Linked DNA regions of Homo sapiens: all the other regions are linked to region 3. A link is a contact called in ENCODE Hi-C or POLR2A ChIA-PET data. All regions are on one chromosome and are shown on one strand. The core of a region is the stretch at or near the end of the contact, and the rest is flanking DNA. Distances in the headings are between cores, read along the strand shown. Region 1 holds the start of ADIPOQ (adiponectin, C1Q and collagen domain containing). Region 2 has its middle 7.2 kb from the start of RTP2. Region 3 has its middle 27 kb from the start of MASP1.

Region 1 (3,724 bases), core at 452-2,951, 480 kb after region 3:
CACTTTGGGAGGCCGAGGCAGGTGGAATATGAGGTCAAGAGATCGAGACCATCCTGGCCAATATGGTGAACCCCATCTCTACTAAAAATATAAAAATTAGCTGGGCGTGGTGGCGCATGCCTGTAGTCTCAGCTACTTGGGAGACTGAGGCAGGAGAATCGCTTGAACCTGGGAGGCGGAGGTTGCAGTGAGCTGAGATTGTGCCAAAAAAAGACTCCTCAAGACTTAAGGAAGAGTGGCAGCAGGGACTGCTGAGGAAGCTGCCGGGCTCCCTGTGTACCACTGGCCTTCATGAACAAAGCTGACACCATCATGCTCCTTCGGACATATTCTGCTAGCATAAAGGGACCCCCATCTCCCCAACCGAATTAGGCAGAGCTGGCCTTCCTTCTAGCGGAGTTCCTAGGAGTGAGTTGGTGCCACCCCTTGTGAGGCTTGATCCAAAAACCAGAACCTCTCCAGACCAGGGATCCATGTCCTCTAACACAAGAGGGGCAGACCTAACCTCTAAAATCCCTCCCACTCTAACCTTCAGCATCCACAGCTCAAAACAACCAGGATGCCTCAGAAACAGCACTCACTGGGGCGAGCAGGATTAGGCTTCAGAAAAACCAGGTAGATCCAGTTTCTTCTGTCAGAAAATGTTTTTTTTTAATTACAATTTTTCATAAGTTGCCACTATATGCCAGGCTTTTCTCATTTTATCTCATTAGAGCCTCTTTTTCTTTTCTTTCTTTTTTTTTTTTTTTTGACACAAAGTCTCGCTCTGTCACCCAGGCTGGAATGCAGTGGCAACAATCTCGGCTCACTGCAACCTCTGCCTCCCAGGTTCAGACAATTCTCCTGCCTCAGCCTCCCGAGAAGCTGGGATTACAGGCACCTGCCATCACGCCCAACTAATTTTTGTATTTTTGGTAGAGGCGGGGTTTCACCATGTTGGTCAGGCTAGTCTGGAACTCCTGACCTCAGGTGATCCACCCGCCTCGGTCTCCCAAATTGCTGGGATTACAGGTGTGAGCCACCATGGCTGGCCTCATTAGAACCTCTTGATTACCTTGTAAGATATCCCTATACCTACATATATCCCCAAATCCATAGACAACAACCATGTCACACTCATTGTATCTTGTGAACCCAATCCACTGTCTAGCCCATAGAATTTGCTCAGTAAATATTTGCTGAGTAGAATAAAGTGGCAGAGCTGGATTCCTAATTCCAGTCTGAAGTCAGTGCTCAGCTTGACTTTTCTGAAGCTGCCTTCATATATGCTTCTTCCTTTGCCCTACCTGGTCAAGCTAAGAGGCAATGTATTCCCTTATCCCCCTTAATCGAATTGGACTTCATCTGTGGACAGACCCTTCCACCTTACTGACCCTAACTTTTTCTCAATAGGTATCCTGCTACAGAGCGAACTGGGCAAAATTCAGAATGGTTCCATGCATCTTAGAAGGAATGTCTGAAATAACCCTTTCTCTCTTGGGGCTGTGGGAGAACGGAGGAAGAAGCCCAGTGCATATCTGCCTCCACCAGTGCTGCTCTGACCAGAGTATCCACCTGTATCCACTCCCACACTACTACGGACGGGAGAGCCTGGGTGATCCCAGCCAGAGGCTATGCATGCATCCCCCACCCAGCCTGGAACTTCACAGAATTGCTCTTACCCTCTGGTATGGAATCAGAACCACAGACTGCAGTCAGAATGGAAGTGAGGAGGAGATGGCCCAGCCTCAACAGCCTGGTACTCACGGGGGCAGGCAGTCCCCACCTCACAATTGTCATTTCCCATTGGCCAACTCAGTGAGGGCCAGAGGCCGGTGGGCAGGCACATGTCCCTGGCAGTTGCCCACAGCCTGCACCCTAGGGAACCTGGTACAACCCAGCTTGGGCTTCGGAAGCCAAGTGGAGCTTCAGTCAAAGCACTTGTGTTTCCAGGCCTTGACCCTTATTTTGCCTCCTACAACAGCAACAGAAGATGGGGCAAAAGTCAAAACCACAGCAGGAAAACAAGATTTTTTTCCTGCATCTGACGGAGAAACTTCCTAATGTAAATGAATTAATTGCTCAGTGGTCCAGGAGGTCTCCCCCTCCCATAGATTTGCCCTAATAAGTCAGGGACGCCAATTATCACACCACAGTCTTGCTCACTGTGCATGATTAAGTCTGAGACTGTGTACGTTCAGACAGTGAGTGCTTCAGAAGGGAGCACTGTCAGAGGGGTCTGCAATCAGGTAAGAAATAGAGCACATCCTCCACTCTCTGACCTGGACCCTGGATTTAGGAAAGACCTTGCACATGAATTCTGAGAACTGGGGTGTGGGGAAGTTCCTGGAGTGGTGTGGGGCTTGGCAAGTTAAAAAGGCCCTGAATTCTTAAAGCTTGTGGCCTCGAATCGTAATTTGAATCTAATATAATAGAAAACTTACATAAAATGTGATATTGGAATACCATCTTTCAAGATTTTTTGGTTCCAAAATTTCGGATAACATTTTGACAGCTACCTTGGTATGTGTGTGTGTGTGTTTGTGAGAGAGAGAGAGCCTGTTTTTCCAGTTCCTTAAGCATATATATGCCTATTCTGTCTCTTGTGGAACCCAGCTCTGGCCTAGAAGCAGCCTGGAGAACTGGAAGCTGCCACCCACTTAGGTGTTCCTAGAAAGTTTAGGCTTGAAGTGGCAACATTCAACACCTTGGACTTTCTTGGCACGCTCATGTTTTGTTTTTGAAGGGCAGGATCTGAGCCGGTTCTTGCAAGCCACACATTCTGATGAATTAAATTACGACCCCAGCAAGGGCTTAGGATGCCAGCACCAACTTCAACAAGACATCCAAAACAGAATTTTCTCAGACAGAGGCAGGGCAAGTGTCTGCCTGCCCCCCAGATATCATCTCCACAGTCCACACAGAGCCTAAAAATCTACCAGTAAAGTCAAGTCCACCATTAAAGTAAAGATCTGATGTAAAGCCTCAGCTTCCTGCTAATGTCCAAATATTTCAAGAGAAGTCACATTAGGCCGTTGAGATGAGAGACATGAGAGACTTTCCAAGGTCCCCCGGCTTAAATAAGTGGCCCATGAAAATGAGGTTCCATATAGTTTAGCAGGCTGATTGAACCAAGAAGACAACAAAAAGAAATAGAAGCAACTCTCAATTATATCACTGTTTGATTTTTGTTATGGTGTTTTCCTATTTATTTTTGGTTTATGTTACTGTCTGTTGCTATTTAATAGAACATAAACTTCAGGTCAGGTGCAGTGGCTCAGGCCTGTAATCCCAGTACTTTGGAAGGCCAAGACAGGCATATCACCTGAGATCAGGAGTTTGAGACCAGTCTGGCCAACATGGTGAAACCCCATCTCTACTAAAAATGCAGAAATAGCCGGGCGTGGTGGCACATACCTGTAGTCCCAGCTACTTGGGAGGCTGAGACAAGAGAATCACTTGAACCCAGGAGGTGGAGGTTGCAGTGAGCCAAGAGCACCATTGCGCTCTAGCCTGGGTGACAAGAGTGAAACTCTGTCTCAAAAAAAAAAAAAAAAGTAAACTTCAGGAGAGCAGAGATTTTGCCTATTCAAAGTTGTATCCCTTAGTTCCTAGAATAGAACCTGGCACAAAGTAGGCAATAATAAATGTTGAATTAATGAATAAATGAATGATCATATTCAACTTTCCTTTGGAGATAACTATTATTGTCTTTCATTTTACAAATAATGAATCTAGAGTTCAA
Region 2 (3,860 bases), core at 392-2,891, 380 kb before region 3:
AGTCCCAGCTACCTGGGAGACTGAGGCAGGAGAATTGCTTGAACCTGGGAGGCGGAGATTGTGGTGAGCCAAGATTGTGCCACTGCACTCCAGCCTGGGTGACAGAGCAAGACTCTGTCTTAGCGGCGGGGGTGGGGGAAGAAAGTGGGTCTGGTCAACTGGGTCTGGGAAAGAAAGTAGACCATAGGGATGGGGTGCCAATTGCCAGTTGCTTACAGCCCCTTTGTAGGGTTCATAGACCTTAAATGCCACAGTTGTGTCTTTTTTTTTTTTTTTTTTTTAAGACATGGTCTCGTTCTGTTGCTCAGGCTGGAGTTCAGTAGCGGCATCACAGTTCACTGCAGCTTTGAACTCTCAGGCTCAAGTGATCGCTCACCTCAGCCTCACAAGGGGTGGATCATACACACATTTTTTTTTTTTTTTTTGGTGCAGTGGCAAGATCTCGACTCACTGCAACCTCCACCTCCTGGGTTCAAGTGATTCTCCTGCCTCAGTCTCCAGAGTAGCTGGGACTACAGGTGTGCGCCACCATGCCTGGCTAATTTTTTGTGTTTTTAGTAGAAACAGGGTTTCACCCTGTTGGCCAGGCTGGTCTTGAACTCCTGACCTCAAGCAATTCACCCGCCTTGGCCTCCCAAAGTGCTGGGATTACAGACGTGAGCCACCACCCATAACCCATACACATGTTTTAAAGTGCGTTTATACATTCCTGTGCTCAGCAGAGATGTGGTAGGACACACTAGCTACCCATGATGCAGGGAGATGCTCCTCTTTCATTATGTATGAAAATACATTATGGCAAATTTGATAGCCATCCTAGTTCCTGGCGATGGTGAGAGAAGGGGCAGATGAGGCAGATCTGCAGATGTGGATCTTCCAGGTGAGAGCAGGGCTGTGTGTCTCCACTCAGGGGAGGTCATGCCCAAGGGGAGGTGTGAGCAAGTGGAGGCAGACAGCACCTGTCCCCCAGCACCTTCCCCTCTGGCTAGTCCATGGGACCACCCCTTCAGGGTAAATGCATTTGCTGTTCCCATTCCCTCAGGCATAGCTGTGAGGCGGGCAGTTTGACTCATGAGCCGGGTTCAGATGACACTGTGTTGATCACTGTCTGGAATTGGAAACAGAAACTCTCCTATTCACACCCTTAATTGTCCCGACATTCACATCTTTCTATAGCCCACCTTCAGAGCCCCCACGTGGGGCCTGAGAGCTGAAGGTGAGGTTCAGGGATGGAGTGTTTGGTTAGATGTGTTCTCAGAGAGGGGCAGCTTTGAGCACTGTGCCCCACCTGCTGTCTGTCTCCACAGGCTGGCTTTACTCAGCACTGGCAAAGAAATCCTGGTGGCTTGTCAGATTTCTCTGTGGACCTGCAAGAGCAAAGAACTAGGCAATCTGGAAGAACCTCTGCCTTTATTTGGTTGGGTTCAGCAAAAGAGTACAAAAAGAGCATCAGGCTGGAGTGGTTGTAAATTAGCAGGAACATGAGGTTCTGGATTCACTTTCATCAGCTGCAGATGGTGCTCAGCAGGGCTGGTGCAGGGTGTGTGACCCTCGGGGCCATTGCCTAGCTGTGGATGCATGGTGTTTCTGGGAAAATGGATGTCAAGGAGCCCAGGAGTCAAGTGATCTCCAGAGAACTTGGCCAACCCTGGGAATCTTAAGGAACACGAAGGGACGGGACTGGGATGAAGTGGCGTCAGCAGCATCTGTTACTGAAGTTGTGGTTCCTGGGGGTAGGGCTAAACAGCCAAGATTGTGTCAAGGGAGAGGTCATGCCTCAGAGGGTCAGCAAGGCTGGGGCATCTGAGTTGAGGACTGTGAGTTGGGGGATGATGAGCCACTGAAAACGGAAGTGAGGACAAGGGGGCTAGAACAGATGAAAAGAAACGGGGTCTGGGAAAATGAAAGATAAACATATTCTACTTCTCCTTCTCCACCAGCTCATTTTCTCAGTATGTAAGTACAGCTGTGTCTTTTCTATAGTTAACTAGAATGACACTGCTGTGATTCCACATTCCCCTTGGACTATTGCCATTTCATTAAAAAGAAAATTCTTTCAAAATCAAGTTTCTCAAAGGAGTAGATTACATTTATCTCCATCTCTTTATTTACTCCTGAACCCATGGAAATCTCATTTTCATGTTTCTGAAACAGTCACTAAATACTCCATTGCCAAACCATTGGCCACTTGTCTGTGGTCAAAGAGACTCCTGGTTGACCCCAGGCATTCTAATGATAGAGACATCTGCGCAATCCCCGGAATTCTAATGATAGAAGCAACAGGGCGACCTCATGAATTCTAAAAATAGAGACTCATGGCCTACCACAGGCATTCTAATGGGAGACACTCCTGGCTGACACTGGGCATTCTAATGATAGGGACACCTGGGTGACCTCAGACAATCTAATGATAGACACCTGAATGACCACAGGCATTCTAAGATAGAGACAAACCATTGGCCACTTGTCTGTAGTCATCTTACTTGATGTGTCCACTGCATTTTATACTCCCTCCTTGAAGATTCTATGTCAGTACTTGCTCCTCCATCTGCTCTTTCATTTTTCTCTCCACTGTAATATTCTTTGTGGGAGCTTTTCCCTCACCCATCCTGGGATTCTCCTCTCACTCTGCTCATGTTTCCTCAGTAACATACTCACTCATAATTTCCATCATGTTCACCCCATAGGAATTCCTGGTCTTCATGGCTTCTCTAAGCATTTCCATGGAGCTCCAGGCCCACAGACCAATTGACCTGTTCACGGTGTGCTCCCATCAAAGGCAGCATGACTAAAGCTGGGCTTGTCCCTTTGCCATCCGAACCCATTTCTCTTACTTCTCAGAAATCTGGATACTGTCCCCTGATCCTCTTTCATGGCCCTACCCCACCCCACAATAGTTGGTCACCATGTCCCATGTCCTGTTGATTGTTCTTCCCAAGTACCTCTGGGGTTGCTCTCCTTTCTTTCCTTCCCTCTACTGCTGCCCAAACCCAGTCATTTAGTGTCTCTTGCCTTAGTAGCCTCCTCAATAATCTTTATGCCTATAACCTCTTCCCTTACAATCCACTTTCCAATCTGCCACCATCCTAGGGTGATTTTCTAATTATCAGCTATGATTCACACAGTCCTGTGCTTGGACTCTTCCAGAGCTCCCTCCTGCCATTGGACAAAACTTAGTCTCATTAGCCTGGCACACTTCATTTCCAGATAATAATAAAAAATAACATTCGTTGAGAAGGAGCCCCATAAACATTTGCTATTGCAATTATTTACTGTGCATGAGGTGCTGTACTAAGCACTTTTATGTGCATTACCTCACTGAATTCTGAAAACAACCCTTTGAGGCAGGTACTATTTTACCTCTATTTTACGGCTGAGGCTTAGAGAAGGTAAGAAACTGGCTCATGGTGACCTAGTGAGTAAGTCTCGGTGCTAATATTGAAATCCAGGGTTGCCGTGACCCCAAAACATGAGTTCTCAACCACTGTGCCATCCTGCTACTGCAGTTAAGCCAGTGCCCTTCAAATTCTGCTGTTCCCTTTCCCTGGAACATCTTACCCCACTGGTTTCCAAACATTTTTCCTTCACTCTTGCTTGGTTTGAGCATTAGCTTCCCTGTGAGCCTTCCTTCACAGCCCCAGGCAGTGTTGGGATTTCACCACCTGAGGCTACCTCTGCTACTGCCCTTGGCATGCTGTGTTGTCATTACTTGTTTGCAGGTGTATCTTCCCATCACTGTCAGGTTTTTTTTTTTTTTTTTTAATCTTTCTATCCCCAGAACCTGGCCTAGAGTAACTGTTTAATCAGAATTGCTCACTGACCAAATTCTTGTCTTGTTAGATGCAATGTTCCCTATTATA
Region 3 (3,459 bases), core at 375-2,874:
TTCCTGGAAGGCTCAGGGCACTGTGGGGAAAAAACGCATACGAGGTGAAAACATGGCTGTTGCTAGAGCCCAGGAGACCCTATGAGTTCAGTCAAGGCTGGGAGAGAGTCAGGGGCTCTACCCTGTGACCCCCAGGAGAGTTTGCACCCACCATGTCACAAGGGCACTGCTATATGCTCAGAAGGGAGCTGTGTTACGAATTTTCAAATGATTCACTGCTCTCTAGATCAAGGTTGTTGTTATCAAGCAAAAGCAGTAGGAAGAGTGTGTGAGTAGAGCACTCCGTAGTTAACAGAAGGTGTTCAGATACTTGCTGATTTGATTCTCAAACTACCCTGGACTGTCGGCTTCATCAAGACAGAGAATCATGTCTGTCCCATTCATTGCTATCAACTGTGCTAAGGACGGGGAGTGGCACGTAACAGGCGCTCCGTGCATATTTGTTAAATAAAAATAAAAGAACCCAATAAGATAAGAAATAGGAGTTATTATTCCTATTTTATAATTGAGGCCGAGAGTCCCACAGTTAATAAACGGCAGAGTCAAGACAAGACTGAGCATCTTAATCCCAAGGTCATTGCTAGCTATTTTGTCTTATGAAGCTTCTAGGTCACAAGCTTCAGGATGCAAAGAACTCCAAAGGTAGGAGCATATGGAGGAGCTGTACAGCGCAGAGAAAAGCAGGCAGAGTCCCTGGAGCTTCCCAGAACACAGAAAGATTTACAAAGAAAGCTCAGGACTGAGATGTGGACACCGACATGGCAAGAAGCTTCACTTCCTCCCTGCGTGGCCAGGACACATCCCCAGCGAGCAGGGACTCATTGGGGATATGTGTGGCTCTTTAGCCTCCCCTGCAGGAGAGTTTCAGAATGCACCCTCTCTAAGGGGCTGAAGTGCTCATAGGAAAGCCCAGATCTGATGGATGATCCACTATTGAGGTATTCCTAAACAGTGGGATGCATCACCCCCACTTCTCCAGAGGAAATAACCAAGAGTTTAGTCTTACTACAAATTAGAAAGCTGCTAATGTGCATAGCTCGTTATGAAGTACAACTATAAGACATTGGGTTCTTAAAGCTGAGAGGAACCCTAAATAGTCCATAGCCTGGGTTCCTAGATAAAAGGTCTGCGAAGCTGCTGAAATAATCTGCATATTATGAGTATTCTGGAGGGGATTGTCCATGACTTTCATCAGATCCTCAGAGGCGTCTCAGATTCAAACCCAGCCACAGGAGGGTCTAGAATTACCTCCTCAGCCCCTCAACTAAGCAGATTTGCTCAAAGCCGCAGGGATGGGAAGTCCGTCTTTCCCAAGGCAGCTGAGGTCATTTCCTGTGATCAATTCCTGCTCCCCACAGAGAGTGAGGAATGTACAGATGGTTCCACTAGAACCCGAACAAAACAACTCCCTCCATGTGTCCGGCATATGAGGTCCAAAAATGAGCTGTAGGGTGGGAGTACTGGGACAGCCTTCAAAATGCACCAGCCAGCACGGAAAGGGCTGCTTTTGAAATTTGTGCATTTAAAGACAACTAACGACTAGTTTCATTGCCTCCCCCAAAGTGAAGTTTTTAAGTGACAGATTCTGCTCCTCTGTCTCATAATATTCTTACATAAAGGTTAGGCATGGAGCTGATGGCACCCATCAGCCCCAAATTCGAGTAGACCACCCCCAGAATGAAGTCTAAGTCATGGAGACAAAGCCCCGCGCTTGTGCTGAATGAGATCCTCTAGTGCTCTCTGGTGGCTACGACTTGTTACTGCACCTTTCACAACACATTTGTACGAAGTTTGTATTTCTGATTTTTTTTAAGTATTCCAAAACTGAAATCAGTTTAAAGTCCTCTCTTTGCTTACATATGAGTTGGGGCTCAAGGATTGTATAATCAATATGTCATGTGACTTATCAATGGCAGAGCCAACACTGGGGCTTAGGCCTTTCCTCTTGTTCGGGAGCTGTTTCCCACTCTGAGATTTGAAGGTGGGTGCAAGTGAAACATGGTGGAGAGCAGGAACTGCCAGGCTCAGGGTGGGAGCAAGCAGGTGTGTTAAGGATATCTCCGGGGCACAGAGCAGATTTGAGAGTTGGGGGCGACCCAAGAGCTGCACAGGGGCCAAATCACCAAAGGTCCTTTATGCCAGGATATGGAGCTTAGCGTCTGTTTGTAAGGAGGAGAGCCCCATGAAGGATTTTAAGGAGGAGAGCAATGGGATGGGGTCAAGGCAGCAGTGGGGAGGATGAACTGGGAAGCATTAAAAAGTAGGCCCACAGGCCGGACACTGTGGCTCGTGCCTGTAATCCCAACACTTTGGGAAGCCAAGGACGGTGGATCACTTGAGGCCATGAGTTTGAGACCAGCCTCGGCAACATTATGAAACCCTGTCTCTACTAAAAATACAAAAATGGTGCATGTCTGTAATCCCACCTACCCAGCAGGCTGAGATACGAGAATCTTTTGAACCCGGGAGGCAGAAGTTGCAGTGAGCTGAGATCCCGGCACTGCACTCCAACCTGAACAACAGAGTGAGATCCTGTCCCACACACACACACACACACACACACACACACACACACAGAAAAAGTATGACCCACAGCCTGGGCTAAATAGCAAAGCCTCATCTCTACAAAATATTTAGAAATTAGCCAAGTGTGGTGGTGCACACCTGTAGTCTCAGGTACTTGGGAGGCTGAGTTGGGAGGATCTCTTGAGCTCAGAACATGAAAGCTGCACTGAATCGTGATCATACCACTGCACTCTTGCCTGGGTGACAGAGCAAGACCCTGTCAGGGTGGGTGTGGAGTGGGGGCGGGGAAGTGTGGTCCAGGGAAAGTGTCAGAATCTCCAGGAGAGACAGCTTATAATGCCTGTTCCTACCCACCTCCAGAGACTCCATACAGTCGGTCTGGACTAGAACTCCAGTCACACCTTTAGTAAGCAGAAAGCTCCTTGGGTGTTTCTGACACAAATGATTCCAGAGCCACACTTGAAGAGTCACTGGAGGAGAATGAGAGGAGGAGGCAGTCAAAGACAGAGGCAATTTGCAAGGGATGAAAGGGAAAGAGTGCCTTGAGATTTCAGCTGAAGGGGGGCAGTCCGGGGTGTAGGAAGGAGAAAGGAGAACAGACAATGTGTGAAAAACTAAAGGAAGATTGTCTTAAGAGGGAGACAATCCTTCACAAAAACATACTCAGCAGGAAAGTTAAAGTAGGTGTGAACAAAAAACGGGTTCATACCTACTCTGTGGATTGGATGTGGCCACTCGGAGGGTCCCTAATGGCTCCACCTGGCAGCAGTTTTATTGGAAAAACGAGGGCAGAATCAGACAATAGAGAAGAGGAGCTAATTGGAGAAGAGAAATAAAGAGAACTCAGGAAATATTCCTCTCTCCAGAAGCTTGACTGGGAAAGAAAACGAGAAAGAGGATGAAGGCTGAATGGGAAGGGAAATTTTGTGCCAC

The links. A loop is a pair of places that touch in the nucleus more often than their neighbours do. ChIA-PET counts read pairs that join two places held with the same protein, here RNA polymerase II (POLR2A). Pooled maps may share reads with other maps.
Region 1: a map of MCF 10A shows a loop between it and region 3 (11-fold over the local background). The contact joins the promoter of ADIPOQ here to the enhancer-like site in region 3. A Hi-C loop is called at or near these places in 6 of 168 maps with a recorded cell type or tissue (HCT116, IMR-90, MCF 10A and 3 more) and 13 of 50 pooled maps. POLR2A ChIA-PET finds 5 or more read pairs at or near these places in 1 of 52 experiments (PC-9).
Region 2: a map of KBM-7 shows a loop between it and region 3 (3-fold over the local background). The contact joins two enhancer-like sites. A Hi-C loop is called at or near these places in 31 of 168 maps with a recorded cell type or tissue (CD14-positive monocyte, DLD1, GM12878 and 23 more) and 5 of 50 pooled maps. POLR2A ChIA-PET finds 5 or more read pairs at or near these places in 6 of 52 experiments (H1, OCI-LY7, WTC11 and 2 more).

What each region holds. Positions count from the first base shown.
Region 1 is chr3:186,840,687-186,844,410 of GRCh38, reverse strand. It overlaps ADIPOQ (adiponectin, C1Q and collagen domain containing), which reads right to left and starts at 1,701. Exons shown (of 3, transcript NM_004797.4): 1 at 1,662-1,701. RefSeq lists an enhancer at 1-1,661, a cis regulatory region at 2,250-2,277 and a promoter at 1,679-2,377.
Region 2 is chr3:187,693,421-187,697,280 of GRCh38, reverse strand. No RefSeq gene overlaps it. Among named protein-coding and RNA genes, the nearest start is that of RTP2, 7.2 kb to the left of the region's middle. Within about 2 kb of position 1,641, at least 3 of the 41 ENCODE cell types and tissues checked have a DNase peak (open chromatin) inside an H3K27ac peak, as active enhancers do; they include heart right ventricle, where a contact is called at or near this core.
Region 3 is chr3:187,317,281-187,320,739 of GRCh38, reverse strand. No RefSeq gene overlaps it. Among named protein-coding and RNA genes, the nearest start is that of MASP1, 27 kb to the right of the region's middle. Within about 2 kb of position 1,624, at least 5 of the 41 ENCODE cell types and tissues checked have a DNase peak (open chromatin) inside an H3K27ac peak, as active enhancers do; they include heart right ventricle, where a contact is called at or near this core.